Linked DNA regions of Homo sapiens: region 1 is linked to region 2. A link is an interaction called in ENCODE POLR2A ChIA-PET data of the cell type or tissue named here. Cell type or tissue: PC-9. All regions are shown on one strand. Each heading gives the region's core, and the rest is flanking DNA. Links, peaks and the distances in the headings are about the cores only.

Region 1 (16,840 bases), core at 4,796-12,795, 570 kb before region 2:
TGGTGAAACCCCGTCTCTACTAAAAATACAAAAAATTAGCCAGGCGTGGTGGTGGGTGCCTGTATTCCCAGCTACTCTGGAGGCTGAGGCAGGAGAATGGCATGAACCCAGGAGGCGGAGCTTGCAGTGAGCCGAGATTGCACTGCTGCACTTCAGCCTGGGCAACAGAGCGAGACTCTGTCTTAAAAAAAAAAAAAAATCACTGGCCCAGAGCAAAGCTAGAGTCAATATGCTTGACAGCGTTCTGTCCTTGGGCCTTTCCTTAGTAAACATTTATAACTAAAGTGAATGAATATTTCGAAGACAAACTCATGTAGTTTGGCATACAGTACTAACAGAATTAGCATTCAAGATTCACCATTATCACAGAGTAGACAAAAATTGCCTGAACACATTAAGGTAGCTTCTATTTATTGAGGTCATGTTGGGCCAGGCAAATGTTCTTGGTATGTGGGTGTCATCTCAACTGCTCATTTCCAAAATCTTGCAAAGGAGTTGCTATCATCAATCTCTATATATGCCAGGAAACTGATTTCTTAGGCAGTATTTTCCCCCAAAGTCCAAATACCAAGGAGTATATTAACCCTCATTCCACATATAGGCTTCTGTTATTCCACCGGTTATTTCTATTTAACTACTTTGTACTTAGTTAAAAAATAACTAGTTCTGCAAAGAAGGATAAAAAGGAGCTGACAGAAATAGATTCACAAACATGCACGCATGCATGAATGCATGCACACACACACACACATACATTTCTTAATTGGAATTTTTTGCTTACCAGAAATTTGGGTGCTAGCTAAAGATACAAAAATGATACTAGATTTTACTAAAAGTAGCAAATGCATATGATAATGGGTATTTGTGTACAACATTCTGTGTTAATAAAGACATTGATATTCTCTATTCATTGAATCTCATTTGAAGATTAACTCTAGGCATTACATATTTTAAGATGATATTTACAAGTAGGAGTATAAAAAGAAGAATATGCTCAGGATGATCTTCTTGAAGGTAGTCTCTTTCCATTTCTGAAATCCCAGGCTCTCTAGCACAGGGCCTGAGACACACATGAGGTTTCACAAAGATTTGTTGTAGAAGAAACAATGCTTAGTGTCGACCAGGATTCAGTAAACTTTTTGTGTTAGTTTGTTCTCCTGCTACTAATAAGGACATACCTGAGACTGGGTAATTTATAGAGGAAAAAGGTTTAATTGACTCACAGTTCCACATGGTTGAAAAGGCCTCACAATCATGGCGGAAGGCGAAGGAGGAGCAAAGTCACATCTTACGTGGATGGAGGCAGGCAAAAAGAGAGCTTGTGCAGAGAAACTCCTGTTTTTAAACCTATCCATTTTCCTGTGACCCATTCACCATCACGAGAACAGTGCAGGAAAGACCTGCCCCCATGATTCAACTACCTTCCACCGGATCCTTCCCACGACACATAGGAACTACGGGAGCTACAATTCAAGATGAGACTTGGGTGGGGACACAGCCAAACCATACCCCCCCTTTTTTTTTTTAATGTAAAGGGACAGAGAGCAAATACTTTAGGTTTTGTGGGTCATAGTTGTTTGTGTTGCAACTACTCAACTCTTCCACATAACAGGAAACCAGTCAGAGGCAATGTGTAAACCAAAGGGCATGTGGTGTTTCTATACAATGTTATTTATAAAATGAGGCAGCTAGTCATACATGGCCCCCAGGCAGTACCATGCCCATCCCTTGTATAAAACAAAAATAACTAATTAAAGATATGATTTCTTTATTCCTTACTGGCAGCTTTCTGAAAGGTAATGTGGCCGTTTGTTGAGAAGTCAGAGGACAACATAACTAAATTAGAAAAATTTACAGAAGAGCAGGTATTTTTATCCTTTAGACAAGAAACATTATCTTACAGACATGAATGATATTTTCAGCAATTAGATCATCACTAGTGGTTCTAGTTGCCTCAAGACAGAGCTTTACTTATTGTTTGGTATATTCAAGTAATGGTAGATAGGATGTCAATCTACAGGTGTAATATTGTGCATATGGTTAAATATGAATCCAGATTCGGATATGTGGGTCCTGCTTTGAGCCTGAGAGTCTAACAAGCTCCCAGGTGATTCCCATACTGCTAGTCTGGGGCCAAGCTTTGAATAGCAAGAATTTAGCCCTGTGAAATAAATTCTTACTTTCTGAGATTTTAAAATAAATTTCTAAACTTAAGAATCTATTTGCAAATTATAGCTATAAAGTGCTTGGCATTAGGGTCCTCCCCAAATCTTGTCTTTTTTTCTTTCATTTTAGGAAATTATTTATATGATCGTTTACCTCTAAATTTTATCTGATTTAAAATAAGCTTGATTTCTCTAGTGCCAAAATACATCCTTATTCAGTATTTTACTATAGTGAAATAAAGTGCATTTAGATGGAGTAAATATTTTATGTATTAATATTTTAGAAGAAACACAAGATATCTTCACTTGTATCACATATATTTTATAATTACTTTCGTAATAACACAGACAACAAAAAAAAAGTGTTGAGAGCTGAGTATAAGCTGGTGACTCTCCCACATAATCTTACATTTATCTCACTCTTGCATTTTGCAGATCTAGGAATAGTGGCACAGAAAAGTTTACAAGTTCCTTAAGTAGGAGAGCCAAGATTTGTTTCAGAGCCTAACACTGCTGTAAACACTTTTCACACTAAATCATATGGCTAATATTAACAATAAATAATACAGCAACAGCAGATGAATGAGGATCCTGTATGTAGCCTAAAAATCTGTGAGTTTAAATATAAAAACCTGGCTCATCTCCATTATGTTAACTGAATAAAAATATAAGACAACTGTGCTTTCTGACTGCAAGGGGAAATCTCAAAGAAATTTTGTGCAAAGCCTCTGGTTATGAGGAAAAGAGAGAGGGGAAAAGGAAAAAGAGAGGAAGGCTGGAAAGAGCAAAAGTCCTCAGCTCTAGGTTGGAGAAAAACAAATGGTGACCAGAGTCAGTCCACGCGGCTCTGCAGATCCTGCGTCTTGCTTGGAGAAGCCATTAGAACGCAGCCCCCGGCAGGGAACCACGCCCAGCCTCCAGGCCACTGTAAAACAGCAGCGCCTTTTTCCACGAGAAGAATAGGCCAGTGTCTGTGCCACAAGCACTTTACCACATGCTCATTTTGGTTGAGAAAGCAGTGTTGAGGGGGAAAAAAAAAAAAAGCCAGAGTCATAGATTTTTCCTTACTTTTTTTCTAAGGCAAACAGAACACTTCCCCCACTCTGAATAAGCCTGAATAAATGACATGTGCGAAATGACATCTTTCTTTACTTGGAAAAAAGAATAAACCGACTTTTTTTTTAATATGTGTATGGACCTCAACGTTATCTCAGCAGATAACAATAATACCTGAATAACGTTGAAAATGTTTTTCATGAGAAATCATCTATCAGATGTTAAAAGAAACCATGACAAATAGAGGGATTGCCTGACTGGAGCATATATATACACACACATATACACACACACACACACACACACATATACACACACACACACACACACACATACACACACACACATATATACACACACACATACACACACACATATGTATATGCATATACATATACACATATGCATATATTTCCATATATGCATATACATATAAAATACAACTCATGATAATTTACTTGACTCTGTGCCTATAAATTTTGCTTACACAGCTGGGTGATGTCAGTTTATTACAGGATTAAATGTTTATTCTTAGTGGTTGATGTATTCCTCACTGCGGACTATAGGCAAAGTCAAAAATATTCCCCAAGACAGGGGAGGAAAGTCTTCTTGAGGCCAGAGCAGGACATCAGGACATCAGGGGACCATGCATCCAATACTCAGATGCAACATAACTACCTTTGGAAAACGGCAAGACCAAAACCCTTTCAATCAAGGCAGATTCAGGAAATTTCTGTGGGTGTGATGAGTAGATGAAAATTTAATTTGCTCAAAATCCTGGGTACCATTGTTCAAAATACAATGAACATTTATATATCATGGAATGCCATTTATTTTTTCCCTCAGTGATTCAGTAGGGTTTCAAAACCATCGATGTATCCTTAGAAGGCTGGATTATCATTGCACACACTATAGAACAATCTAGATTAGGGGGAACATCTGGATACATTGATGTTTATGTCTGTTTTAGGGTTATTTCAAGTACAACATTTTTTTGTGAGATATATATATATATATAGTCTGCCCTCCATATCTGTGGGTTCTGCATCCTTAGATTCAACCAACTGTGGATCAAAACTAAAAAAAAAAATTCCACAAATTTTCAAAAAACAAGAAAACCACACAATGAAGTGATGTGTAGGCCCTGAATTAGATATTATAAGAAATATAGAATGTATTATATATATAAAGACACGTTTTCTTCTGTTTCCCAGGCTGAAGAGCAGTGGCCCCATCACAGCTCACTGCAGCCTCAACCTCCTGGGCTAAAGGGATCCTCATGTTTCAGCCTCCAGAGTAGCTGGGACCTCAGGTGTGTGCTACCACGCCAGGCTAATTTTTTAAATTTTTTGAAGAGACAGAGTATCATCATGTTGTCCAGGTTAGTTATATAAGGAACTTGAACATCTGCAGATGTTCATATCTACAGCAGGTCCTGGAACCAATCCCCCATGGACATCAAGGATGACTCTATGTGCATATGTGTGTATACATATCTGAGTGTATATGTGTGCATGTGTATGTGTATACATATACAAACAAACACACATATACAGGCACACACACGTATACATGAGCTCACACATGAAAATACATAGTCATTTATATTTAACAATCTAAACCTTACCAAGTTAAAACATGGTAGATTTTCAAAGACATTATGTATGAAATACTCTCCTGTTAGCGAATTTACAAACATCTTTCTATACTCTCCACTACGGGTTTATCATTTCATCCCAACATGACTAGAAGCATTTCCCACAGATCAAGTGAGATAGCTGAGCAAACAGCAGATTGTATTGCTAGCAGCCTCTTGCAGAAGTGTCTTTCCTTCTTTTTTTTTTTTTTCAGTCGGCCTCATACTGTCTTTATTAGGTATTATGATTGTTTGAAGAGACAGCATCTCTGGGAGGTAAGTAGGATTAGAAAAGATAATAGTTCTTTAAAGGGAATCAACACCCTTGTAAAAATATACATGTATCTATCTCTTTCAGACAACATAAATGTCATTTAATTATTATTCCATGATGGTAAATCATTTAGTAAACAGATAATCATAGTTGAGTATTCTAGGTTTGAAGAAGAATCTTTCTGATCAGAACAAGGGCCCAGCTTTTTAAGCAGTGCTCATTAAAGCCACTTCCCAAGGTAGCCACTTCGAAGCATTTATTACTCTACTGTCCCTTGAAACATTTATTACTCTACTCTCCCTTGTGATGTGTGCTACAAGATGGCAGCTCCCACAACTGCATTCTGAGGACTTAGAAGATATATACCCAGACGTGCTTAGAGTGATTTTAACCACTGGTTTTATCATCAGGAGAATTTTCTTGGATGTACTGGGTTTTATAGGACATCAAGAAGCTCCTCCTTGATCCTGCACTATTTTGTTGAACCAAATAAGACTGATCCTTTTTCCCTAAAAATGGCCAATAAATATAAATTCATCTAATATACCTATATATTTTAAACCTTTTGTAGCTTGCCTGAAATCCCATCAACTAAAGCTTGATTTAGTAACTCTTACTCCTTTTGAAACTACAAATACAAACTTGCCTGTAACGTTTCTCATTCGGGGTGAAGTCATTTAATCAGAATCCCTTTCCCCCGCAGCCTCTGTTTCTACTTTAATGAGGCAGTAGTTTTCTCTCATGCTTTCGATTTCTTCAGAATGGAACACTTGAATAATGAAAACTCCTCCATGAGATAGAATAATAAGGAATATGAGTAGCTAAAAGGGCAGATTTGATATTGAAAGTTCCAGGTGGAAGACAGGGTGAAGGGGATGCAACTTAGAGGTCATGGCGTCCAGGATACACAGTGGAATTGCTTCCCACCCTTGCCAGGGAGGCTGCAGACCTTAGGAGATGAGAGTGTAGATTCTGGAACTACACTGCCTGGGAGGAAACATCAATTCTGCCATTTACTAATTAGCTTCCCAACTCCTCTGTGTCTCAGTTCTGTCCTCTATAACTGAGGTCACTGTGAGAGATTCAGGGAGTTATATATGTAAAGCAATTAGAACAGAACCTGGCATGGACAATGTGCTATACAAATGTTTGCTGTCAGCATTTCCCTGATCTCCATGCCGTGGTTTCAACAGGGTGCTTATTACCCAGGCCACCATAAAACCTCCAGTCTTAGTATGTCATATACAGGTCCTTTCAACAGTATAAGTAAATGCCAGGAAACTGGAGATAAGCCCTCAGTGAAGAAACTGGCCTTATATTGTGAGAGAAGTTGGGTAGTGTTATGGCAAAGTTGCTAGGATGCCTTGACAAACACAACAATTTGAAAATCCCCAGCTAAGACTCTCTTTGTCAGGGAAACATGGAGCTTTCCTAGAAACACACTCCCAGTTATGATTTCTGAGTTGAGAAATCATACAGCTGGGAATTATTTTCCTGTACTTTTTTAATAGAAATGTGTTTTGTATCTATTGAGAAGACTATGTTTTTCTATAGTAGCATATTACCACCAAGGGGCATCTGTCGTGCCTCCAAACATACTTTATTGTATAGAAATACAAAATCCACCATTTAATCATTACTTACTTAAAAACCAGAAGGCAATTAGCTGGGCGTGGTGGCAGGCACCCGTAATCCCAGCTACTCAGGAGGCTGAGACAGGAGAATGGTGTGAATCCAGGAGGGGGAGCTTGCAGTGAGCTGAGATCACGCCACTGCACTCCGGCCTGGGCGACAGAGCAAGACTCCGTCTCAAAAAAAAAAAAAAAAATTAAATTAAAAAATAAATAAAAATAATAAAAAAAAGAAGGCAAAATTTTGGTGGCTCAATTCATGTTCTCTTTCTTTTACCCAATGAATATAATAATATGTGACAAGCGAGACAAAACAAACACATAGACCAACAATGTTTCCCAGTTTGTTGAGATCTTGTTTTCTTTAAACTCTATTCTAAAAGTCTAGAATCTCAAAGTCTTTGAGCATCCTGGCTACCGCTTTTTTGCTGACCCAGCTTTACAAATACTAAAGCTCATAATATTACCTAGTAGAAAATTCAGTCCTAGAATCACATTATATTTTTAGAAATTGTTACACATTACCACCTGTTCTTGAACAATTAAAGGTACCCATGTTATTTTCCTGTCTCTTATTAGAGTAGCCCATCATTCTGTCCTCTTACAGGTTTCATTTCTCTCAGCATTGTAAATTTAGTGCAACATCGAAGAAAATCTAGTCCTCGAATTCACTTGTCAATGTTAACCTGCCATGAGTGAAATATAAACGCCAGTGTTATTTCAAGTGGATTCTATTTGACAGACTGTTGGGAGTAACAGATGCTTTAGAACTGGCTACTATGAATTCTCTGTATACTGACAGATTAGATTGCAGGGAAGAAAAAAAAAATCACATGAGCTTCATCTCATGTGTAGCAAAACAAGCCAAGTTCTAGGCCAGAGAAAAACAACACTAGCCCTTAACCTTTGCTTGATGAATCTCTCTCTCTCTTTCTTTTTAAAATGAATACCTGGAATAAATTCATCTCCATAAGTTGTCCTACAGAACTTCCAAAACAAATCAACTAAGTTGATTTAAAAGAAAAAAATATGACACTATTATTTAATAGTCAAAACAACCCACTCTCCTGCAGTCTAATGCTTTTATTTGTCAAAGCACCGTTGTTTGTATTTTTATGAGTTTGGTTTCTAAGCTTTTTGAAAGCACATATTCTAGGGCTTTGTAAACAGTCACATTTTCAGAAAGCATATTCTTTTTTACTTTTGGGCTATATATCCAAACACATAAAATTATTATTTATTTCTGTGGTAAGAACACCTTAATGTTTAACCAAGGGACTCTTAAACAGTGTAACCAGTGAAAAATCCTGGATTTGTTTTAATAAATTGACTTTTACGAAACCTAGTTTTCCTTGAGTCCTTGGCATGACAACATTCCTTTAGAATTACTTAGCCCAGCTGTGCAGTGGGTGAAGCAAAGGGCAGAGTTACCTAATAGGAAAAATCCATTGTACATACGCTAAGGTGTTAGCCCTCTTGAATTCCCTACTTCATGAAATTCAAGAAAATGAAAAGAACTTGTCCAAAGGAAAAAAAAACTTGACTTACACTTAAGCTCAAGCTGCTTTTCGAAGCCTAAATGGGAGGCATCGGGATCCATTAGAGAGTTCTAGATGAAATGCCAGAAGCCCTGGGTTCTAATCTTGGCTGTTTGTCTTTAGCCAAGTCATTTGACCTTACTGGACCCCAGATTCCCGTCTATAAAATGAAGAGTGTAATATTTGTCTTTTCTACTCTACAAAGTTATTGTGAGGATAAAATAGGAAAACAGATGTGAAGCTTCCCCCAGAGAAATATATAAAACAGTACAGATATTAATACCGATTCTCTTTGGCCCTTATACTGGTCAAACTTGTTCAAACCCCACCTTATTCTCCTGAAATAGAAGAGGTTCTTTCGCTAAGATTAGAAACTCTCCAAGTTAATGATTCATTCTTAGGTATTATACATAAGATGTAACACAAGTTTTGGAACAGTAGAAATAAAACAAAACACCAGTTATTATATCAAAATTTCAGGAGAAATTTCTCTCTCTCTCTTCCTCACTAGGAAGTCTACTCATTGTTTTCAATCCTCATACAAATATATACACTTGAATATTTTCTTGTACACATGCCTAGCCCAACACCAGCATGCCCACATCTCCCCACCCCACATTCACATTCTTCTTTTCCAAAAGCCCAAATTTATCTCGCTCTCCTTTGCTTTAATTTGTTATCTTCCACCAGTTACTCTAAGTTCCTCCATTTATCCCAAGCCTTAACCAAAATTCTTTGACACCACAGGGCTCATACATTTAAAAAGCTGTTTCTGGTTTTGATTTTCTGTTGTTGTTGTTGACCTCAAAAAGAAAAAACACCCACAAAATGTGCTCCCATCAATTGGTGTGTATGTTATTTTGAGGAATCATAGTTTTATTTATTTATTTATTTATTTATTTATTTATTTATTTACTTACTTATTTTTGAGACGAGAGTCTTGCTCTGTCACCCAGTGGCACTATCTTCGCTCACTGCAAGCTCCGCCTCCCGGGTTCACGCCATTCTCCTGCCTCATCCTCCCGAGTAGCTGGGACTACAGGCACCCGCCACCACGCCCGGCTAATTTTTTCTATTTTTTGGTAGAGACGGGGTTTCACCGTGTTAGCCAGGATGGTCGCGATCTCCTGACCTCGTGATCCGCCCACCTCGGCCTCCCAAAGTGCTGGGATTACAGGAGTGAGCCACTGCACCCGGCCTCATAGTTTTAAAATTGAACAAAAAAAGACACTTTAAAGATTGTAAGGGTCTGATTGCCTCAACACCATAACTTAATTAAAAATATTACTGTTGAATCTTATTTGGTTAATTTGTCTGAGACAACTGGACCTGTTGTTTACATGAACTGTCAGGAAGTATTAAATCAGCCAACTAGTTGCTGCCTAAGACAGCTATGGGAAGCCTGGTTTGCATCAAAAGGTCAACAGGAAGAAACTTATGGAGAATAACATGTTATCTGAAGAAGAGAGTGGTATCATTTGCTGCTCTGTGGCTATTCTCTATGCCACATGATGTCAAGGCTTCAACATACTTTAAAGTATACATAGAATTTTTTCTAAACTTAGAAATTCCATAATGTTGGCTATGGATTTGTCATAGATGACACCTATTATTTTGAGGTATGTTTCTTCAATGCCTAGATTGTTGAGAGTTTTTATCATGACGGGTAAATAGGAAGCATTCCCCTGGAGAACTGAAAGAAGAGAAGGATGCCCACTCTCACCACTCCTATTCAACATTGTAAAAAAGTCCTAGGAAGAGCAATCAGGCAATAGAAAGAAATAAAAGACACGGAAATAATAAACAAGGAAGAAGTAAAAGTACCTCTTTCCACTGACTATATGATTCTATAGCTAGAAAAACCTAAAGTTGCTGTCAGAACATTCCTAGAACTGAAAAATGACTTCAGTAAAATTTCAGAACACAAAATCAACGCAAAAAATTCATAGTATTTCTCTATACCAATATTGTTTAAGCTGAGTGAAATCCAGAACACAATCTCATTTACAATAGCCACAAACAAATGAAATATCTAAGAATACAGCTAACAAAGGAGGTAAAAGGTCTCTACAAACAGAATTATAAAATACTGATGAAAGAAACCATAGATGACACAATAAATGCAAAATATTTCATGGTCATGGATTGGAAGAATCAATATTATTAAAATGACCATACTACCCCAAACAATCTACAGATTCAACACTACTTCTATCAAACTACCAATGTGACTTTTAAGAGAATTAAAAAATAATTCTAAAATTCATATGGAACGGTAACAACAACAAAAAGCAAATAGCCAAAGAAATCCCAGGCAAAAGAACAAAGCCAGCGCTATCACACTACCTGACTTCAAACTGAACTATAAGTCTACGAGAACCAAAACAGTATGGTACTAACACACAAAAAAACAGACATATAGACCCATACAAGAGAATAGAGAACTCAGAAATAAAGCCACACACCTACAACTATTTGATCTTTGTCAAAGTCAACAAAACAAGTGATGGGAAAAATACTTCCTATTCAATAAATGGTGCTGGGATAGCTGGCTAGCTATATGCAGAAGAATGAACCATAACCTTTCACCATGTACAAATACTAACTCAAGATGGATTAAAGATTTAAATGTAAGACCTCAAATTATAAAATTCCTAAAAAAAAAGTAGGAAATACCCTTCTTGGCATTGGCCTTGGCAAAGAATTTCTGGTCATGTCTTCAAAAGTAATTGCAATAAAAACAAATGCAGACAAGTGGGACCTAATTAAACTAAAGCACTTCTGCACAGCAAAGGAAAGTATAAATAGAGTAAATAGGAACCCACAGAATTGGAGAAAATATTCAAAACTATGCACCTGCAAATGTCTAATATCCAGAATCTACAAGCAACTAAAAAAAAAACAAGCAAAAAACAAATAACTTTATTAAACAATAGGCAAAGGATATGAATAGACACTTCTCAAAAGATGACATACAAGTGGCCACTAACATATGAAAAAATGCCCCACATCTCTATTCATCAGGGAAATGCAAATCAAAACCACAATGAGATGCCATGTCAACCAGTCAGAATAGTTATTATTAAAAACTAAAATATGACAAATGCTAGTTAGGTTGTAGAGAAAAATGAACATTTATACATTGTTGGTGGAAATGTAAGCTAATTCAGCCACTGTGGAAAGCAGTTTGGAGATTTCTTAAAGAACTTAAAACATCCATTTGACTCAGCAATGTCATTACTCAGTATATACCAAAGAAAAGTAGATCATTCTACCAAAAAGACACTTGCATTGACATGCTCATCAAAGCACTATTCACAATAGCAAAGATATGGAATCAACTTAGGTGCGCATCAATGGTGTATTGGATAAGGACAATGTGGTGCATATACAGCATGGAGTACTAGGTCATTATATGAAAGAAAGGAATCATCATTTACAGCAACATGGATGCAGCTGGAGACCTCTATCCTAGGTGACTTAATATGGGATTAGAAAAACAAGTACCGTATGCTTTCACTTTAAGTGGGAGTGAAGCATTGAGTACACATGGACATAAAGATGGCAACAATAGGCACTGGAGACTACTGGCGGGGGAGGAAGTGGGGTGTGGTTTGAAAACTCTCTATTGGGTATGATGCTCACTACTGGGTGGTGGAATCCATGCCACAAACTCAGCATCATGCAATTTACCCATGTGGCAAACCTGTACATGTACCCCCTGAATCTAGAATAAATGTTGAAATTAAAAAAAAATAAATTCCATAATGATTCCAGCATTATGTCACTATCCTTCTAAAAGCATGCTGCAAATTTCCAATCATTTCTGAATTAAACTCTCCAAGAAAATTGTCCTGTAAAATTTCTTTTATTCTGTTATACACATACACACACATTTTTATCTTTTAGATATTTTAAAGAAAACATTTCATAAATGTATTTTAATGTAGACCAGGATATTTGTACAATAACTGTACACTTGGAATTCGTACTGTCAGAAAAAGAAGTTATTTTTGAGTGAGTACTTCTTCAACCCATTCTCTTTCATTTTCATGGTATATAAAAGCTTTTTCTTTATGTTAAAATGTTTTATGAAGTATATGTCTCTTAAGATACTGTACAATTCTCATTACCCTGACCATTGTACCAGTCATAAAATGTGATCTTGAGAAGTTCCTTAAACCCTCTGTGATTCCTCTTTTGTTGCTGTTTTGTTTGTAATTGTCTGGGGTCTACACCCCAGACAGATAGGTACTACAAAAGCACCTATCTCATAGGTTACCTGTAAGTTTGTCATGAGATGCTACAAATAAGCGTTTAAAAATGTTCCAAGCATCAAATCACTTTACAGTATAAGTTAGTTGATTTTATCAATGAGTTTAGACCCCCTTCATACCTGGCACAACACACACAGCAAACCATCCATCAATAGTTTCCGAACAACTCAATGTGTTATCATATGTATGCTATGACTCATAAATAAACTACTTCTTTGAAAGTTTCTCAAAAAAGATATTGCCTAAGTAATATAAAGGCATAGATAGATAGATAGATAGATGACAGCTAGCTAGAAAATGTTTGTGTTTTCAGTGTCTATCGCCATGAGAAAAGCTGTGGATAATGAAAACAAGGCAGGAAGAGACATCTGTATCTTACAATTCAAGTAACATACAGTCAGTCTCTCATAACATGCTGACATAGCTTAAATATTTTCTCACCCATATTTCACGTTGAGATGTAATCCCCAATGTTGAAGGTGGGACCTGGGGGGAGATGTTTGGGTCATGGGAGCCTATCCCTCATGGATTGATGCTGTCCTTGCGATAGTGACTGAGTTCTTGCGAAATCTGGTCGTTTAAAAGTGTGTGGCAGCTCCCTCCGAACTCTCTCCCTCTCTCACTTGTGCTTTCACCATGCTATGTGCCTACTCCCACTTCATTTTCCACCATGAGTAAACGCTCCCTGAGGCCTCCCCAGAAGCCAAGTGATGTCAACGCCATGCTTGTACACTTGCAGAACCAAGAGCCAATAAAGCCTCTTTTCTTTACAAATTACCCACTGTCTGAGGTATTCTTTTTTTTTTTTTTTTTTTCTGAGATGGAGTCTTGCTCTGGCTGGAGTGCAGTGGTGTGATCTTGGCTCACTGCAACCTAGGCCTCCCAGGTTCAAGTAATTCTCCCACCTCAGCCTCCCGAGTAGCTGGGATTACAGGTACATGCCACCATGCCCAGCTAATTTTTGTACATTTTTAGCAGAGACAGGGTTTCACCATATGTTGGCCAGGCTGGTCTCGAACTCCTGACCTTGTGATCTGCCTGCCTCGGCCTCCCAAAATGCTAGGATTACAGGTGTTAGCCACTGTGCCCAGCCCTGAGGTATTCTTTATAGTGATGCAAGAATGGCCTAATTCTCATGTCATTCTCATAGCAGTTTTTATATTACTCAAATTAGCCTTACATGCTTTTCAGCATCTCACTTTTTCTTTTTAGGAAGATTTAGTTGAGTGTGCCAGATATTGTCTGTTGGTATAGAGACCATTCTGACCTTTCTGTGCTCTTCTCAGTATCACACGTGTTGGAAGATTGAAAATTGTATTTCCCCCAGACTCCCTGGCAAAATGAAAGTTAGCTGGGTTGGGCTTGTGGGAAATACTTGCAAGATATTAAAAGTGGGAGGGAGGGGCCGGGCACAGTGCCTCAGGACTGTAATCCCAGCACTTTGGGAGGCTGAGGCAGATGGATCACCTGAGGTCAGGGGTTCGAGACCAGCCTGGCCAACATTGTGAAACCTCGTCTCTACTAAAAATACAAAAATTAGCCAGGTGTGGTGGTGGGTGTTTGTAGTCCCAGCTACTTGAGAAGCTGAGGCATGAGAATTGCTTGAACCCAGGAGGCTGAGGTTGCAGTGAGCCAAGATTCCGCCACTGTACTCCAGCCTGGGCGACCCTGTCTCAGAAAAAAAAAAAGAAAAGAAAGGAAGTGGGAGGGAGGGAGACAAAATTCTAACTCTAGCAGGGAAGCAGGTGGGGACTGTGAGTACCAGCATCATCAGCAGTTCCAGCAGTGGCAAGCAGGGGTGATCCCCGCTCAGCAGCAGTGGCGGTGCTTTCAACAGTTTAAGTGGAAGTGCCTTTAGTCCAGTGACAAGGGACTGTGGGCTTCATCCGAGGATGGGAGCAGCTTCTAACACTGGGTCAAATTCTTTCTACTCTTTGTTCTTACAACCCTTCTAACATCTTACTAACCAATTCCCTATACAAAATATCTTTCTGTTCAAAATCTCCAGACTGGTGCTTGCTAACCTGACTAACTGATATCTTAATTAAATAGTCATTTGTTTAAAAAAAAATAGCAGAGCTTTAATTTCATTTATATTTATTTGTCAAAAAATGAGCATTAAAATTATTTTGAATATGAATGAAATTTTTAACCATAGTGGAAAAATAAGTTTCAGTTTTGAAAGGAAAACTTCTCATTTTCCATTCAACTGTATTTTATTTTGTTTTAAAAAATAAATATTAAATAAGTATTGCTTTTATCAATTTAAGTGACATCAATTGACATGTGTTCCCTTAAACAAATTTGCCTATTTTAAATGCCAACACCTTTTCTCTCCTGACCATCTCTAAAAGTAAGTAATCATTTCTCCCTTCTTCATGGTCCCACTCTACGTATTTTTTCTCTTTTTCTTGCGCATAATGCTTTTCCCCCTGATTTTTAACATCTTTTTATCAACATACTCAATTCACTCTTAACCTGAAAATATACTTCGTTATCCCACTTCCTATCAAAATTTTAATGCTTTTCTCTTCTCCAGTCTGTGTTACAATGAAAGAAAAAGAACTTATGCTCTTAATCTTGCCCTTGCATATCCCATCTTGTGTGTTTATTCCTCAATACCTTTCACAGTGTTTTTGAAATCACTGGCTTCAGACTTCCGTCGTGAGCCCAGCTACTTGATCAGTATCTCCGATCAGGGAGCCTCAGAGCATGTGTTGTTAACAAGTCCTCCAGGTGATTCTTATAATAATGACTACATTGTGAGAAACTTGAAACGTAAATTCTGCCCCAACCTCCTGACTGTCATTGCATCTCCCAGATTACTAACCAGATTTTGACAGATTTTCAGGTTTCATACTTGCCTGACGGACATGTTTTTTTGTTGTTGTTGTTGTTTTTGACAGAGAGTCTCGCTCTGTCGCCCAGGCTGGAGTGCAGTGGCGCGATCTTGACTCACTGCAAGCTCCGCCTCAGCCTCCCGAGTAGCTGGGACTACAGGCACCCGCCACCACGCCCACCTAATTTTTTGTACTTTTAGTAGAGATGGGGTTTCACCATTCTAGCCAGGATGGTCTCGATCTCCTGACCTCGTGATCCACCCGCCTCGGCCTCCCAAAGTGCTGGGATTACAGGCGTGAGCCACCGCGCTCGGCCTTTTTTTTTTTTTTTTTTTTTTGAGACTGAGTCTCGCTCTGTTGCCCAGGCCAGAGTGCAGTGGCACGATCTCGGCTCACTGCAAGCTCTGCCTCCCAGGTTCATGCCATTCTCCTGCCTCAGCCTCCCGAGTATCTGGGACCACAAGTGCCCACCACCACAGCTGGCTAATTTTTTGGTATTTTTAGTAGAGACAGGGTTTCACCGTGTTAGCCAGGATGGTCTCGATCTCCTGACCTCGTGATCTGCCCGCCTCGGTCTCCCAAAGTGCTGGGATTACAGGCGTGAGCCATCATGCCCGGCCTGACCGACGTGTTTTTATACCAGCTCCCACCTTCCCATTCTCAAACACTGGCCCCCAGCTTTCTGACTGTGCCATTTTATCTTCTCAAATGCCTTTACTCATAAATTGCTCAAAATCCTGTTCTTTATTTTGATATTTATGACACCACACAGGTTCTCTTAGTAGTATCCTTTCTTACTAGGACTTCAATAACTATCCCATATAGATGGTTCTATAGTCCATTGTGTGTGTGTGTGTGTGTGTGTGTGTGTGTCTAGTTGCATGTGTAGTCTTAACTTCCAATGTCAATTTCCAGCCTTCTACTAGATTTCCTTATTGGGAAAACACAAGTTAGTCATTCAACAAATATCAGTGGAATACAGAACCAAGGACCAAATACAGTGCAAAACACTGAAACTTTAAACCCAGGAAGCCCTCAAGCAAACATCTTGTTTTACTCTATCTCCACCAGAAGGCCATCCTTCTTTTACCTCATTTAGCTTTCTCTTTTTCTTTTTTTTTTTTTCTGAGATGAACTTTCACTCTTATTGCCCAGGGTAGAGTGCAGTAGTGCCATCTTGGCTCACTGCAACCTCCGCCTCCCAGGTTCAAGCAATTCTCCTGCCTCAGCCTCCCGAGTAGCTGGGATTACAGGTGCCCGCCACCATGCCTGGCTAATTTGTTGTATTTTTAGTAGAGACAAGGGCTTCATCATGTTGGTCAGGCTAGTCTCGAACTCCTGACCTCAGGTGATCCACCCGCCTCGGCCTCCTAAAGTGCTGGGATTACAGGCTTGAACCACCACACCCGGCCTCATTTACCTT
Region 2 (16,840 bases), core at 5,611-13,610:
ACGCCACACAAAGAGGCATAGAAAGGACCAGCAAAAACCATGGAAGGTGGAAAATGATATTGGATTATTTTCTATTAAGTAACTTACATCATTGTCTATCTTGTAGATAGTCACAAACAATGAGATGTAAAATGAAGAAAAAAATTAACATTTTTATTTTGAGGGCATTGTCAAAGAATAAGATGCTATTCCCTGAAATTGAATGATTTTCTAACCTGACACTTACCATTCCAAGGCCAAGTGTTATTACTTCCTAGCTTTTCTGATGGAAGTTTTACCAACTTAATTCAAAGTTTCTGTGGACAGTGTTTAGTTAACATGAGTTATCCTTTTATTGATGATTTGACAATGTTGTTATGAATATCAACTTATGGTTTTTCTTTATATTAAATCAGCCCTTCTCCTCTTTTGTATTCAGCTCTTTCTTCTGGTTTTTCCTTATGGAAATTATTTCTTTGGAAACCCTTTTCTATTTTTACTTTTCTGTTTCTTATCTGCTATTGATCCAAAAAATAAAACTAAGACTCTTATAATTGTGAGTTAGGTAAAAGTAGATATACATTAAAAGCATGTTTCAATAATTTTTTCATAAAATAAAACAAAGAGTTTAATCACTTGAGAAATTGTGCCATTTTTTGAGATGTGGAAGACTAAAGAGAAGCAAATTTGGAGAGGAAAACAACTAATTATTATTTGTTACTGGATACTTTTGTCCATTCAATATCCAAGTGGAGAAACTGACTAGTATGTTGAGTAAATCAATCTTGGATTTCACCATTGAGATGTACGCTGGAGATGTAGTTGGGGGAGTTACCAGATATTGATTGTCTATAAAGCAATGGGACTAGGTGAGATTATTAGGGAGTGATGGTAGATATGGAGAAAAAAAGTAGATCACTGAGGCTTGAACCACTCCAACATTGAGCAATCAGGAAGAGGAATGGAATTCACAAATGAAACTGAAAGAAGAACCCTTGAGATAGGAGAATAACCAAGGGGATGGGCTTTAAAAGCTAAGTGAAGGAAATGTTTCAAAAGAAGTGAGTGTTTGATCAACTGTGGAGTAAGATCAAGATTGAAAACTGACTATTGGATTTGACAACATGGAGGTCATCAGGCCTTACTCAGGACAATTTGGGTAGAAGTTTGGAGAAAAAAAAACCAACCAAACTAATGTAGGCTTGAGAGAAAGGGAGAAAAAGAAACAGAGTTGGTGAGAAAATATAACCACTGTCAAGACTTTTTTTCAAAAAAAATTAAAAGCTGAGAAATGTGCCCAATAACTGGACAGAAAAGTAGAACCAAGGAAGGACTTTTTTTAAAAACATGGAAGATTCCAGAATGTTTGTATATAGAAGAAAATGCCCAGAAGAGAGGAAATATTGATGATACAGGAAAAAGAAAATATCATTTTATATGAGGAGTGAAGAAATTAAGATGTCAAGGATGACGTCTAAGTTTCTGGCTTGTGTACCTTAATGAATAGTGAAAATCTTTACCAAATCAGAAAATAGTGGAAAATTACGTTTATAAGAAAGATCATTAGTTCATTTTGTAACATATGTTAAGTTGCAGGAGTTGTGAGTTATCTAAAAGACACAAATAGGCAGTATGGCTCCTAGAAGATAAATTAGATCTAAAGAAATAAACTTTAAGACAACTGGACATGATAATAATTTAAGCCAAGGGTGAAGGCAAGATCTCCAAGGTCCTCTTAATTTTTTGTGGTTAAAGGATCTCCTATATCCATGAACTTATCACCCTAATTTGTGAAATAAAGAAACCATATTTTAAGGACCTGTTTTATATGTTCTGTACAGGATATTACCATGTGTGATGAATGTTTTAAATACTGTGAGTTTGTAAAGTTAATGTTATTTTATAGATGAAGAAACAGAAGTTTAGAGAAACTTTGCCCATGAAAAGTTCAAAATGGTAGAGATGGAGTTGAATCTAGGCTTATCACAACCCCAATGCCTGTTCTGTCTTTCAGCTACATGAGTTGGGATGTTTTATGATCCCCTCTGACCATTATAGTTACTTCTTAATAGGTTTTCTGATTTTCTAGCACCTTATCTCCATTCCTAAGCTTTTTTGTGGATAAGAATCACTTCCAGAGTATTGCCCTCCCCAGACAAACCAATAGTGTACACAATCTGCACATTTAATAAGCATCCTCAAGTGATTCTGATGCAAGTAGGCTGTGAATCTACAATGTAAAAGGTTAACAACGTAAACAATTTACATGCAACAATGTAAAAGGTTACAATGTAAAAGGATAACAATGTAAAAGGTTTGCTCTACTATAGTCTATGTGTGGTGTCACATTAATCCTCTAAAAGGAAAACTAACTCATGCTGCTTGCTTGATTAATAATTGATAAGTACTTAGAGTCTCCTATGACATGTCCTAGACCTACTTTTCAAGCCAGACTGTCTAAACCAATCTTACTATTTTTGTCTGTATTCCTAAATAATACCTTTTCCATCCACATAAATTTGAAGCTCCCCTTCCACACTCTTAGATGCCCTCTTCCAGATTCCTTACCTCCATGTTACTAAATAAAATCCTAACTATTTTTAAAGGCACAATTTTAAAAATCCATGTTTACTCTAGTTAGAAATAGGGTTTCTCATTTAACTAGTTGCATACACTAGATATTATCTTATCTTGAGTTATCATATCTTGAGTTACATTTTATGTGAGTATACATTTCTTATCACCCAACAGGGTACTACCTTCATGTTTCTTTGCATTTTCCACAGCAGTTTCCATAGCATAAGTATACATCAGAGATGGGCCATCGGTGTTTGCTAATTTAATAAATAAGGTCACCCATTAAGCCATATAAAGATCTTACTTCCACTAGGGAATTGAGGAGGCAAATTGAATATTGAAAAGGAGCTTTAAAAATGTCATCTACTTCACCATAAGATTTCACACAGCACTCAACCGTATAGACACAAATGTATTGGGGAAAAATTGCCTGTCTTCTGTAAACTAAAATCAAAGTCATAACAAAATTTTCTTACACATTTTCTCCCAAGCTTGATTATTGCAAGTAAACAATTAACTCAAGTAAAATTATTAGAGATGGTACTTTCCAAACCTTTCTTATTACAATCCCATTCAAGACCAAGGGGTATAAACTGAATCAGAAAAAGATGTAGGTGTACAATAAATTATTGTTAATCATACTCACCCTATTCTGCTACCAAATACTAGATGTTATTCATTCTATTAATACAAACCTGTAGTTTTGTACCCATTAACCATCTTCACTTTATCACCCTTTCCCAGCTACCATTCCCAGGCTGTGGTAACCTTTATTCTGTTCTCTATCTCCATGAGTCCAATTTATTTTTTAGCTCCAAGAAATGATAAATACTTAAGGTGATGGATACTCAAGTTACCCTGTTCTGATCACTACACATTGTATGTCTGTATCAAAACATCACTTGTACTCCATAAATATGTACAACTATTATGTACCCATAGCAATTAAAAATATATTTAAAAATTACAGGAAGAACAAACAGTACAGCAGTAGAACTATAATAGCCAGATGTATCAATGACAAACAATAAAACATCTGAAAACAAACAAAATAGAAATGTGGGCACAGTGAAGACAAAAGCAATAACTGAAAGTAAGTGGTTACAATCAAAATAGAAACACACAGCTGGCAAATTAGTTTTGCAGAAGAGTTTAAGTTTTCCTATTTCCTTGGCAACTGAAGAAGGTTGTGATGTTAACTGCTTAGACATCTGCATCCTCAGAACCATCTCCTCCTTTAGAAACTAGAATAAATACCAAAGTAATACTACGGGCCAGAATATACTACTCCTTAACAAAACCAAATGAAAGTAATGAAATAAAGCTTTTAATATGTGAATTATCTTTGGTTTAATGCCTGAGAGGGATTAATTATTTTTTGTTTTCTTTGTTTTCTTTAGAGAAAAGTGAACGTCCATGTAATGGCAGGAATTTCCTGAGGTTGCTACATTCTAAGTGTTTTGGACCCTCGAGCTAATCATTACAAACTATCCCTACACTCTTAGGAGATCTTTATTATTATTCTTTTTAGGTTAAAGTTGGCACTTGATTATAGACCCAGTTTGCTCATAGCCTGTAGAACATGGGCATGAATACCAAGAAACAGCCAAAGGCAAGCCAGATTTCAATCACAGAAGACTCTTATTTCCCACATTAGAATAAATTTAAACTGACAAAGGACAAAAGTCAACGATATAAAGTCAAAACTAAAAATACAAAGGATTTGGTATACAATTCAACATTCTAGAAATGTCAGTTCTTTTACCTAGGTTTTGTGTGTGTGTGTGTGTGTGTGTGTGTGTGTGTGAATCTCTAAAAACAGATGGTTATGTCTTAGTAGTCACAGTACTCAGTCTGCCATCTTGCCAGTATGTACCTGATCTGATTTAAAAGTGCAGGGACTTTTTTCCCCCAAATATCAAGCTTTGTTGTGATAATGTCAGAATTATTCATACTTGGTTAGGTACATAGGTACAGGTACAGGAAGCCACATATAAGAATCACCCAATTATTTACTGAATTTCATTTTTTGTTGTTATATGTGATATAAAACTTATGTGAAAGAAAAGATAGAGATTAATAGAATAAATTATCTTTAAGGGCATAATGCTATAGCTGTTTTTTAAAGAGCAGCTCAATCTCCTCTCCTCTCTTCTCCTTTTCTCCCTTTTCTCACCTTGCCTCGCTTCTCCCATGCTTCTCCTCTCCTTTCCTGTCCTCTCAGAAATGGAGAAATGGAGTTGAGTAGCTATGGGTAATTGCAAGTGGTTCAATGAAATATAGGCCCTTGGAAGCTCAAAGTTAACAAACGGAAGTTAATAATGCTTGCAAAGTGTCTTGAGGTGAAAATGTATTTTCCTAGTCACAGATATAAAAAGTAAATAACTAGTATGTGTTCATCTGTGAAATCTTTGGCATTTAAAATAAATCCTCATTCTCTGGGTGGGCAGCCTTGGAGGAGATGAAAAAGTTTTGGCAAATTAGACACTCAGATTTCTACTCATACGGTATCTCAACTTGGCTTCCTCTTTTGCTTACTCCTAAATAAATTCCACACAGAAGGCTGTTTTTAAAAAATCATAATAAATAATTCAGGAATTATATGTGCCAAATAATCGATTGAAATAATTGAGGTCAACAGGCATGTGGTTTGCACTCATTCCCTAAGGCTGCTGTGACAAATTACTATAAACTTGGTGGTTTAAAATGACAGAAATGTATTCAGTCACAGCTCTGGAGGCCAGAAGTCAAAATCAAGGCATCAGCAGGGCTGCATTCCCTCTGGAGACTCTACGGAAGGATGCTCCCTTGTCTTCCCCAGCTTCTTGATTCCTTGGCTTGTGGCCACAACCTCTTTGCTCCATCTTCAAATTGCCTTTCTTGTGTGCCTCTCTACTCCTCAATGGGCTACTTGGGAGGCCACTTGTTATTGGGTTTAGGACAAACTGAGATAAGTCAAGAGGTTCTCCTCATCTCAAGATCCTTAACTGCATCTGCAAAGACTCCTTTTCCAAAAAAAGGCAACATTTACAGGTTCCAAGCATTGAAATATAAACAAAGCTTTTTGGAGACCATCATTAAACCCACTAGAGAGTTCGCATTTCAATTCCAAAAATCATTTTTTTTATTTTTTTCTTTTTTGAGACAGTTTCATTCTGTTGCCCAGGCTGCAGTGCAGTGGGGCGATCTCAGCTCACTGCAACCTCCTCCTCCCCAGTTCAAGCGATTCTTGTGCCTCAGCTTCCTGAGTAGCTGGGATTACAGGCACATACAACCATGCCTGGTTGATTTTTTTGTATTATTAGTAGAGATGGATTTCACCATGTTGGCCAGGCCAGTCTTGAACTCCAAACCTCAAGTGATCCACCTGCATCAGCCTCCCAAAGTGCTGGGATTACAGGCATGAGCCACCACGCCTGGCCTCAAAAGGTCATTTCATAATAAAGGGTCTAGGCTTGGATATAAATAAATTATCAGCTATTATGTAATACATTCTTCAAATGAGATCATAAAGCTGCTAATCCAATTATTATTTATTATTAGAACTATGTTGGAATTATACTATAACACTGCTGGAAGTACAAGCAATGTTGTATAATACATGTTCCTAAAAGAACATATAAGAAGTGTTACTGAAATAACAAACATTTTCCTCTAAAGAATTGCTAGGCATGAATCCTGTAAACTCCAGCTAAATGAAGCTTAATAATAATAGTAAATTGAGTGTGCCATGCACCATACTAAGTGTTTCACACATTGTCTGGTTTAATCCTCATGATGACTTACAAGATAGCATAACAGACTTCTCTGAATGCTGATTCTTCCTTGCCATAACATCTCTTCCTTTCCAAAAAAAAAACATTTCTTATTTTCTGGTGTCTGGTATCTTACAAAAAGCTGGGTCTTCATTAAGTCAGTGATGATAATCCCAACCCCTTTGCTGGTGAGTGGATCAGGAATAGACATGGAACACAATTGTGGCCAATGATACTTGAAGAAAGCTACTGAGGGGGTTTCTAGAATGAAGTTTCTTCACACATTGTATTAGTTTGTTAGAGGTGCCATTACAAACTACCACAGACTGGGTGGCTTAAACGGCAGAAATTTATTTTCTCTTAGTTCTGGAGGCTAGAAGTCCAAGATCAAGATGTTGGCAATGTTGATTTCTTCTAAGTTCTTTCTCCTTGGTCTTTTCTCTTTGTCTATCTGTCCTCTTCTTTGAAGGACACTGGTCATATTGAATGAGAACCTACCCCAGTGACCTTATTTAACTGTAATTACCAGTATCCCCAAATTAGGTCACATTCTGAGGTACATGGGGTTAGAACTGATGAATTTGGAGGTGACATGACTCAGCCTACAACATGTTTAAAAAAACACACACAGAAAAAAAAAATCTTCATCATTTAAACATTGTCTCTGCTGGGTGTGATATCTAACAGGAAATGACCCTGTAGATGACAGAACAGTGGACAGAATCTAGAACCTTTCCGACATCATGAGACTGGGGCATCCTTGACTTAGGACTTCCTATTACGGATGATAGTTACTGTTCTTATTTTTAAGCAGTTGAGGTGTTTTTTTTCTCTCTCGCTTCTGCTACAGTATCTAATTTGTATAAGTAAATACGTTTATTTTCATTGCCATTTCACAAATACAGAAACCTTGTCAGGAAAGCTGGAATTCTGATCCAGGAATCTAACTCCTGCCTGAATGTCCATAAATAATAGGTCTGTGGCATCAAAATGTTCTCTCCAATACTCAGGCTTTCATTTCAGTTTTATAAAAGCCTCCTAGAGAAAAATTTAAAAGCAGACCTTAGAATATTACTAGCTGGTTGTTCTAGAAATCTAGAAGCAAGGAACTGTGCAAAGAATTAAGTCAGCCATGAAGGTATTTTGATGAACAAGAAAGTATCTCTACTAAGATAAGGTTAAAAAACAATAAGAATGGCTACAATATAAATACACAAAAGTCAACAGATAAAGAAAAAGTGGTATATATACACTATGGAGTACTCTGCAGACATCAAAAAGAATGAAATCATGCCTTTTACAGGATCATGGATGGAGCTGGAGACCATTATCCTTGGTAAACTAATGCAGAAACAGAAAACAGAGTACCTCATGATATGGTTTGGCTTCGTGTCCTCACCCAAATCTCATCTTGTAGCTCCCATAATTCCCACATGTTGTAGGAGGGACCCAGTGGGAGATGACTGAGTCATGGGAGTGGATATTTCCCATGCTTTTCTCATGATAGTGAATGGGTCTCACAAGATCTGATGGTTTTAAAAGTGGGAGTCTCCCTGCACAAGCTCTCCTTTTGCCTGCTGCCACCCACGTAAGACATGACTTGCTCTTCCTTGCCTTCTGCCATGACTATGAGGCCTCCCCAGCCATGTAGAACTGTAAGTCCAATTATACCTCTTTCTTTTGTAAATTTCCCAGTCTCAAGTATGTCTTTATCAGCAGTGTGAAAACAGACTAATACACTGCATGTTCTCACTTAGAAGTAGAAGCTAAATGATGAGAACTCACAGACACAAAGACAGACACAATGGATACTCAGCCCTACTTGAGAGTGGAGGATGGGAGGAAGCAGAGGAGCAGAAAAAAATAAATATTGGGTACTAGGCTTAGCATCTGGGTGATGAAATGATCTGTACAACAAACCTCCATGACACAAGTTTACCTATATAACAAACCTGCACATGTACCCCAAAACCTGAAAGTTAAAAGTCACTAAGCCAGTTAAATGAGATTATTGTTAACAACCTAATATACAAATTGTGCTCTCTCTACTAATCTCTGTAGATAGTTTGAGCCCAGTCCTTAATTCTCTTTGGCAAGAATTGCAAATTACCTTTAGCTACGGATTTCATTGTTCAATTGGTTTTAATTACAGCGTTTTCCATTACTCATCATTTTCCTTATTTCAAATTAAGCCTCTCTTTTACTTCTTCCCTTAAGAGGAAATGAGTGTTTGTCTTTTCTCAAACCTTCCTTTACATATTTGTATCACATGCCTTTTGTTTGCCTTTCTGGAATAAACCCACTGTTCTCTCATGTCCACAGATGCCTCATCATCCCAGCATAAATTATTCCAATGTTTCATGTATTTACTTTTTTAAATTTTAAAAAATAGCCTGCCTTTCTTCTTCTGAGATGCAATAATATAAAGAAACATGGACAGCCTATTTCTTGTGCTTCAAAGAACATATTCCTAATAATTTGGGCCACTATTTTGTTCCATTCTAGTGTTTTTATTGTGTGTGGAAAAATCCTTCAGGTTAATTCCTCAGTTTTACTCAGAACTAGAATGCCTGGCAGTGTGAGGTCAGTGTTATCACCAATTCTCAACCAGCATCAGGAAGGACCACACTTAACCCAGCTGTGACTGATAAATAACTCCTGGCTTAGCAGAAACTGTGAGCTTGTGTGCGATGGTTAAGCAATGTAATAAAGGAACCAGCTCTAGTGGAGAGACTCTGAGCTCCAGAAGACTCACTGAGGTCAGAGTCCCTCTGCCTTACTTTCTAGTGATATATGTTTTGCTCTATTTTCTAATTTACTTTGGTCCTATTTGGCTTTAGGGGTATATTTTTCTTCAGTGACTTTTACTTTGCAGCTGATTATGGCATAAGTACTGCTGCAGATGGCTTTTTTGGCCCCAATTAATGGCCTCCCTTTGCCATGTGACTTTGCAGCTCTTTCCACCAAGACATGAAGCCTGTCCTCCAAGTCTTTAATATAGAGCTGGCTTTGTACCTTTGTACCAATAGCATCTGGTGAAGGTGGCAGCTAACCACTTCTGAAGGTAGGCCTCAAAAAGCCCTTTGCACATTTTCACTGTCTCAGAATGTCACCTTTGCTAGGAGAACAAACCCTAGATAGCTTTCTGGAAGATGAGAGACCACATGGAACAGAGACCAATGATCTCGGCTGAAGACAACTTCAACCAGTTCCCGGCTGACCCACCAACTGACCACAGATGCAAGAGTGAGCTTAACCAAGATCAGCTGAGGTTGGCCCAGATCAGCAGAACCACCAACCCAGTCCTAAGTTCACAAACAAAAATAAATTTTCATTGTTACATACCACTGTGAAGGAAATGGCTGTGCTTTACTCAGTAGTAGTCTGAGGTGGCTGCCTGGTGCAGCATGACTTAGCAGGGTTTGGAATGCAGGCGCACAACTCTGCTTGTTATATAACCATGCCACGTGAGGTGCATTAGGTGATCACTCATCTGAGCTCGTACTTGGCTCACAGCCACTATTGTCTGTAAAGGTGTAATTACTCTACTTAAGGCTGTACATACAGCTTGCGGTTTGCACCTGCGGCTGACACCCAGGCTCACTCACGCCCAGAGAGAGAGTAAAAGCCATGTCAAAACTGTGTACAATTCTTCGAGTATTTTTCCAGCTACCTGCCATTGGTCTATCCACTCCCCTCAGTCCTCAGTTTGGGCTGGAACCTGACACTTGGCATGAAAACTGGCATCACGAACAGGATCCCAAGGTGGGTGAGCCTTTGGTCCCCGCTGATTCTTGGTTGGCTCTGTGGCCACAACATGGGTTGTGGTACCAGACTGCAGCTGTGCTGTGAGGATGGGCTCTGGTGGAGACTGGGCGGTGGTAGGTGGGTCCCTTGTGAGCATGGAGAAGGCCCTGAAGTTGCTGGAAGCACAGAGCACTGAGAAGGAAGGAGCCTTTGCTGGCAGAATTGGATGGGCATTTTTGACTGCGCTTGGAGTACACACCCAGTCCCTGAGGGATGCCACAGACGTAAGGGCTTTGCAGACATAGGCGAGGCACCTGGAGGCCTGGCTACACAGTTCAGAAAAAGAATTAGAAGCTGCCATGAATGGGGACCTCCAGGCACCCCCTGGAAGCCTGGCTACAGAGCTTGAAAAAGGAATTAGAGGCTGCTGTGAATGCAGGCCTGGAGGCCATTGGTGGGACCGAGGGGTCTGTGCAGTAAAGAAGGGGAAGATGCCCATGGGAAAATAGGGGACCCCAACCAGTAACACACTCAAAGATGTGGATAGATTTGATTTTGGCCAGGGTTGAGAAACAGAAAATTGATAAGCAGCCCAATGAAGTACTCTTAACTTTGTGGAGACAGTTGCCTCTGGAACAGCAATTCCAGAAAATGCCCAAGAGGAAGAAGGGGAGAAGGACATTGCTGCGTGATCTGGTCCCACCTGGGGTGTTCCAGCTCAAAGACTATGTACTGAAGCAAGGCAGGGATGTAAAGCCTTTTCTGTTTATGAGGGAACTGGCCGAGGTGCCCAGCTTGAGGGGACACTGGGCAACCAGAAGCCACATGTGAAATTGACAAGCCACTGGTCCCTGCACCCAGATAAGTTTCCAGGCAAGGCTGCATAGACAGCTATGAAATGTCTATGGTCAATGAAAGTGAAATCTGTATCTCTGCACCTTGGCATCAGCCACCTGGCCCCTGGTTATGCACTGTGTATGTCTCTCCCATACCTGTATACATTCTGGGGGTGGACACTTTACACAGCTTGACAGCTGTCTCATCTATCACATATTTGATGGACTACTTGACAACAGAATTGGGACAGTACCACTATGGGGTGGACTTGACTAATGCATTTTTTTTTACAGAGTCAGGAACAATTTGCCTTCATGGGAAGGTGACAATGGACTTTCACAGTGTTACTGCAGGGCTATGTGCATAGCCCCACCATATGTCATGGTCTTGTTAATGATATTATCCATGGTCTTTTTAATGCTATCAAGCTAACCTCTAATTCTCTTGCAGATTTAGAATCGGCAGTGCTCCTCTTGCCTGAGATTGCAATGGTGCAGCTGAGACCACCTTCCTGGCAGCCAAGTGGGCTATTCAGCAGGAATAAGCCCTGTGGATAGTTGAGCAGGGGCTCCCATTCGAGCTGGATGTGCATGTGACCACAGATGGTTTCAGCTGGGGCCTGTGGCAGCACACGGAGTGCTTGAGAACACCAGTAGGCTTTTGATCCCAACTATGAAAGGGAGCTGAGCTCTGGTATTCCTTGATAGAGCAGCAGTTAGTAACTGCATGTGCTGCCCTTCAGGTTCATGAGAGCTTGGCAGGATTGGTTACAATCTTCATGCAGACAACTTACCCAATAGCAGGATGAGTGCATTCATGGATAATGACCCCCTGGACTGGGATGGGGGAGACATCCACTTTGGCAAAGTGGAGTGCCTACTTGGAGCAGCAGAGTACACTGAGCACAAGTCCCTTAGAAGTCTTGGGAGCTGCAGTCCTATGCAAGATAAGGCCATGGGGCCTGAGGCACCCCTAGAATTTGAGCCTTTACCATTTAAAGAAGGACATCCCTCCATTCCCAATGGGGCATGGTACACAAATGGGTTTAGCTGAGGTGGTACTGCTGCCTGGACCACTGTTGCAATCCAACCTAGTACTGACACCATATGGTTTGAAACCGGGTGTGGGCAAAGTAGCCAATGGGCTGAACTTAAAGCAGTATGGATGGTGATCACCAAGGAGGTGACACCTATAGAAATGTGCACTAATAGCTGGGAAGTTTATCGAGGCTTAACCTTGTGGTTAACTACCTGGAAGTTACAAAATTAGCTATTTGTTCACCGGCCCACGTAGGCCAAGCCATGTGGCAAGATCTATAGGAGGAAGAATGACCTTCTCTGACCAGGTATAGGGATGAACAGTAACCTATTGTTGCCTGTCCTGATGCCCCTGAAGTCAGAAGAACAGAAAAATTGGCTGTGGCCATGGACCCTCCAACCCCCCAACTGCCTGTGGTTGGCCATCATAGCTCCCTGGGAGAAGTGCCTACAGTATGAATTGCCTGTCACTCCTTGGCTGTTCAGTGCATGCCCCCCATGGTTGACTGTTCATAGGGAAACAGCCAGGGGATGAACCCTCCTCTGGGGGGCATATGTAATATCTGTGTTGCCTATTATGAGCTCCCCTGTGACTGTGGCACAGACACAGGACCCAAAGCAACCATGGGGAGGTGGAAGGTGTGGTATTATCAGCCAGAGCAGAAGCCCTTGGTAGGTGCATTGTTATCCAGGGATGGAAAGTTAGCCTGTTATTGTTGTTGTGGGTTAAGGATTCAGGGATCTGCCCTTTGGGCACATGTCCCTGCACAGAGGATGCTTTCAGCCTATGGGGTGGAGTGTAAGGGAAATGGCTGCATGTTATTTTGCAGTAGGTTGAGGAAGCCTCCCAGCGCAGCATGAATCAGTAGGTTTGGAGTGTAAGTGCACAACTTCACACATTATGTAACCAACACTGTGTGAGGCACATTAGGTGATCACTCACATGAGCTTGTGCTTGTCTCAAAGCCACTATTGTCTGTAAAAGGTATAATTACCCTGCTAATGCTTTACATATGGCTTGCAGCTCATGCCCAGGCCCATGCCCAGGCTTGTGCCCAGGCTTGTGGCTTGCACCCATGGCTCATGCCCAGGCTCGCTTGTGCTGAGATAGAGTAAGAACCGTGTCAAAACCGTCTGTGATTCCTCAAGTGTTTTTCCAGCTCCCTGCCACTTGTCCACCCACTGCCCTCGGTCCCCAGCTTGGGCTGGAACCCGACACTTAGGATGACAAGCATTATGGTCTTGTGGATGTTAATTAGACAGCATTATTATAGCATAAAAAAAAGGCACAAGCCCATTTCTAATAATTATTGTATTTTCCTAACCAGTACATATGATTTTTTTTAGATTATCTTGTTTTCTGTTCATGATCGCTTGACATTCTATCTCTTATTTTATTAAAAGTTGTGACATTCTTTGCCATCCTCAGGAGAGGAGCTGGTTATTTTGACTTCCACAGCAATATGCCTAGCAGCCAACCAGGCTGAAGTGAGTGTCTAAATAAGACTATTTAATGGATAATTTTCAGGTTTCTCAGATGCACCACATTTGCTCTATCCACTCTGTTTTTCCTAACCTTATCAGATTTCATTCTGTCACAGTCCTAATCCATGAAATCATTGTAAATACTGTCTACCCTTTGACCTCATTTGATTAGTAGAAAACATGCTGTCACCAAGCCAAGCTTTGATCTAAGGGATCTTTCTTAAAGCAATGAGAATAATCACTATTCCAGTAACAGCAACAGTTGTTGAACAAACAAGATTTACCTGGGGATTTGAAGCAAGGGCAAATTTTTCCTCTCAGTTTTTTTTTCAAATAAATAAATTAATAGAAGGGCAAAAGCAACAGGAACTAAAAGTATAGATTCCTGTACTACCTAGTTATTGTTTTTTTCTAAATTTGAAAGTCTTATTCACAAGATAAACAGCCACGTCTATTTTTGAAATTTTTTATGGAGGCAAAAAATTCAAGGTGCTAGATTGTCCTGCTTTGACAACTAAAAAGCGGGGGGAAATCCCTGTCATTTACAATGGATGCAGGTTAATTGTCTGAAAGACTGGCATATAAAAGACCAGTTTATTTAGCTAAGGTATGCAGGTCATTTGAATAGCACAATTAGCAAAGGTGAGCTGGGGGAGTATGAAGGAAATTCAAGGAATCTTCATTTCTGACAACTTGGTGAAGGATATCTGACCTAATACCATAGTGTATAGGTGATGGATTTCTATGAAATTGTAGTTAGTGTGGGAAGAGCATAAAAAGTGTATAGCCAGAAGACAGAAGCCAAAAGCAAAGAACTAGGTGCAGGACGGATGATGGGTTAAAATGAAAAAACAAAACTGAAGACAAAGAGAAGCCAAGAGATTTCAGAATGCAAAGACAAAATGGGGGTAAGGAAAGGAAAGAGAAGATCACACAGTCTATAGACCATTACCAAGTGAGACTATCCAAAGCCATGAAAGACAGGCATAGGCATATACCTGAGTTTCAGGAGTACCTCTAAGAGACTCAGCCAATGTCATCCCATTTTCTGAAAGCAGGAAAAAAAATAAATAAGCCGCTGAAAATTAGATTTTCTTAACAAATGGCTGAGGATAAATAGTGCATAGGTACATGAGATATATACTAAAATTAAAATGTAAAAAAAAATTTAGACATTTAGGGAAGAAGCCATCTTTTTTGAGAAGTACACCAGTTTAATAAACTCTAAGCTCTTCTGTTTGCTGATAGTCCTCTGGGCTATGGAAATACTCTGGTTATGGGACTATTGCAGCTATGAGAATAGTACAAGATGAAGCTTCCTGTTATCGAGCTTCACAGGTAATCTGTGTCCTCTGACATTCCTGACTGTTGCTCACTACACAAGAGCCAAGAAAGCAGGGTTGAATCTCATCACCACAGCATGTGTCTATTGCTATTTCATAGTCCCCTCTTCCATCTGCTAAAGATGGAACATGATCTATCTTGCTCACTCTAATTTTTTTTTTGCCTTAAAAACTGGGCCATGAGTTAGAGGCATGAATAGAAACCATCTCTCAACTCCAGGAGGCTTTGCAAATTACAGACTATGAAGTACTTGACATATAGTTTCTAAATACAGTTAATCAAAGTTATAAAACCTAAGAAATAAATAAACTCAAGATTTGAAAATCTATTTGAAAAGTATATAGCTATAGTCCTATCCCATGATAGAGTTCATTTACTTCATCTCTTTCCTTTTCCACCAGAAAAAAACTAAGTATTAAACATAGAAGTTTCAGAAACCTTCTTACAAAACTGTCATAAAAGAACATCATATTTCATGCATATGGGATCATGCTTAGATCGAACACAAAACTAAGACCATAATTTTTTGAGAAAATTTATAATTAGATTTTATCAAATTCAAGTTGTTAAGTATTGTTCTTTTCTTACTGACATTGTGCATAAATGGCTTGAGATCAGAGTTTGCATTATTTTTCATTTTGTGAAAATTATCTTGTTATATTGGTAATATCATTTAAAAATCTTTTTTATTCACAGTAGTTCTCTAATCTCTTTAAAAATATATTATTTCTTTTTATAAGAACTCATCTGTGATTATGGGAGTTAAAAACTTTAAGCTTTTAAAAAATGCCCTTGTTTGTTCAGAGCCCTTCTGTTTCTTACTCAGAATTTGACTTCTATATAATAAAGAGAAAACTAAAATTTTACTCCAATATTAAGTTTCCTACTTGGTTCAGACAAACTACCACTGGATGACACACATACTTGTTGGAGTGGACAATAAATCATCCCATCTACAATAATGAGATGATATCTGATATGGTTTGGCTATGTCCCCACCCAAATCTCATCTTGAATTCCCACATGTTGTGGGAGGGACCAGGTGGGAGATAATTGAATCATGGGGGCAGGTCTCTCCCATGCTGTTCTCAGGATAGTGAATAAGACTTATGAGATCTGATGATTATATAAAGGGGAGTTTCCCTGCACAAGCTCTCTTCTCTTGTCTGCCACCACATGAGATGTGCCTTTCACCTTCCACCATGACTGTGACGTGTCCCCAACACATGGAACTTTAAGTCCATTAAACCTTTTATCTTCCCAGTCTTGGGTATGTCTTTATCAGCAGCATGAAAATAGACTACTACAATGTCTTAGAATCTGATATGGTTTGACTCTGTCCCCACCCAAATCTCATCTTGAATTGTAGCTCCCAGAATTCCCATGTGTCATGGGAGGGACCCTGTGGGAGGTAATTGAATCATGGGGTTGGGTCTTTCCCATGCTGTTCTCATGATATTGAATCAGTCTCAGGAGATCTGATAGTTTTATAAATGAGAGATCCCCTACACAAGCTCTCTTGCCTGCTGCCATGTAAGAGGTGACTTTGCTCCTCATTTGCCTTGATTGTGAGGCCTCCCTAGACATGTGGAACTGTGAGACAATTAAACAACTTTCCTTTATAAACTACCCAGTGTCAGGTATGTCTTTATTAGCAGTGTGAGAACAGACTAATACAGAATCCTATTATATTTAAAATTTGCTTTAGAATATGCTAAAAAGATATATATGTGATGGGCTACCAAATATTATCTGTACAATGATTTATTTCTCCCTTTGCAGCAAAAGTTTAAGCACCAGAAAACTAAAAACTCTGAAGCACAGCATTCAAATAAAATAATCTCAGGCAATTCAGGTTTCTGTGGGGTCCTCCACAAAGCCAAAAATCTTTCAACAGTGCTGTGGTCTGAGGACAGACATGTTTCGCTTAATACCTTTGTGGTTAATATGACTTTTAATAAAATTCTCCAAAATTATTTCTCCAGAATTAGGTAATATAAATAAAAGAGGCAAAGGCTGGGTTGCAAGTTGACCATTACATCATTCATTTCACCATTGTTACACAAATATTTCTTGACC

What was found. ChIA-PET counts read pairs that join two places held together with the same protein. Peaks named below come from ENCODE experiments on the same cell type or tissue, not always from the same donor. Only the 100,000 strongest peaks of a DNase experiment are listed, where the experiment ranks them.
Region 1: POLR2A ChIA-PET joins it to region 2 with 5 read pairs; 1 of 35 experiments calls an interaction of 5 or more read pairs at or near these places.

What each region holds. Positions count from the first base shown.
Region 1 is chr21:27,810,857-27,827,696 of GRCh38, forward strand. No RefSeq gene overlaps it. Among named protein-coding and RNA genes, the nearest start is that of LINC00113, 97 kb to the left of the region's middle. In PC-9, for the core only: no CTCF peak of the experiment used is centred there; a DNase peak (open chromatin) is centred at 8,165.
Region 2 is chr21:28,383,678-28,400,517 of GRCh38, forward strand. No RefSeq gene overlaps it. Among named protein-coding and RNA genes, the nearest start is that of LINC00161, 150 kb to the right of the region's middle. In PC-9, for the core only: no CTCF peak of the experiment used is centred there; a DNase peak (open chromatin) is centred at 9,814; H3K27ac peaks cover 935 bases.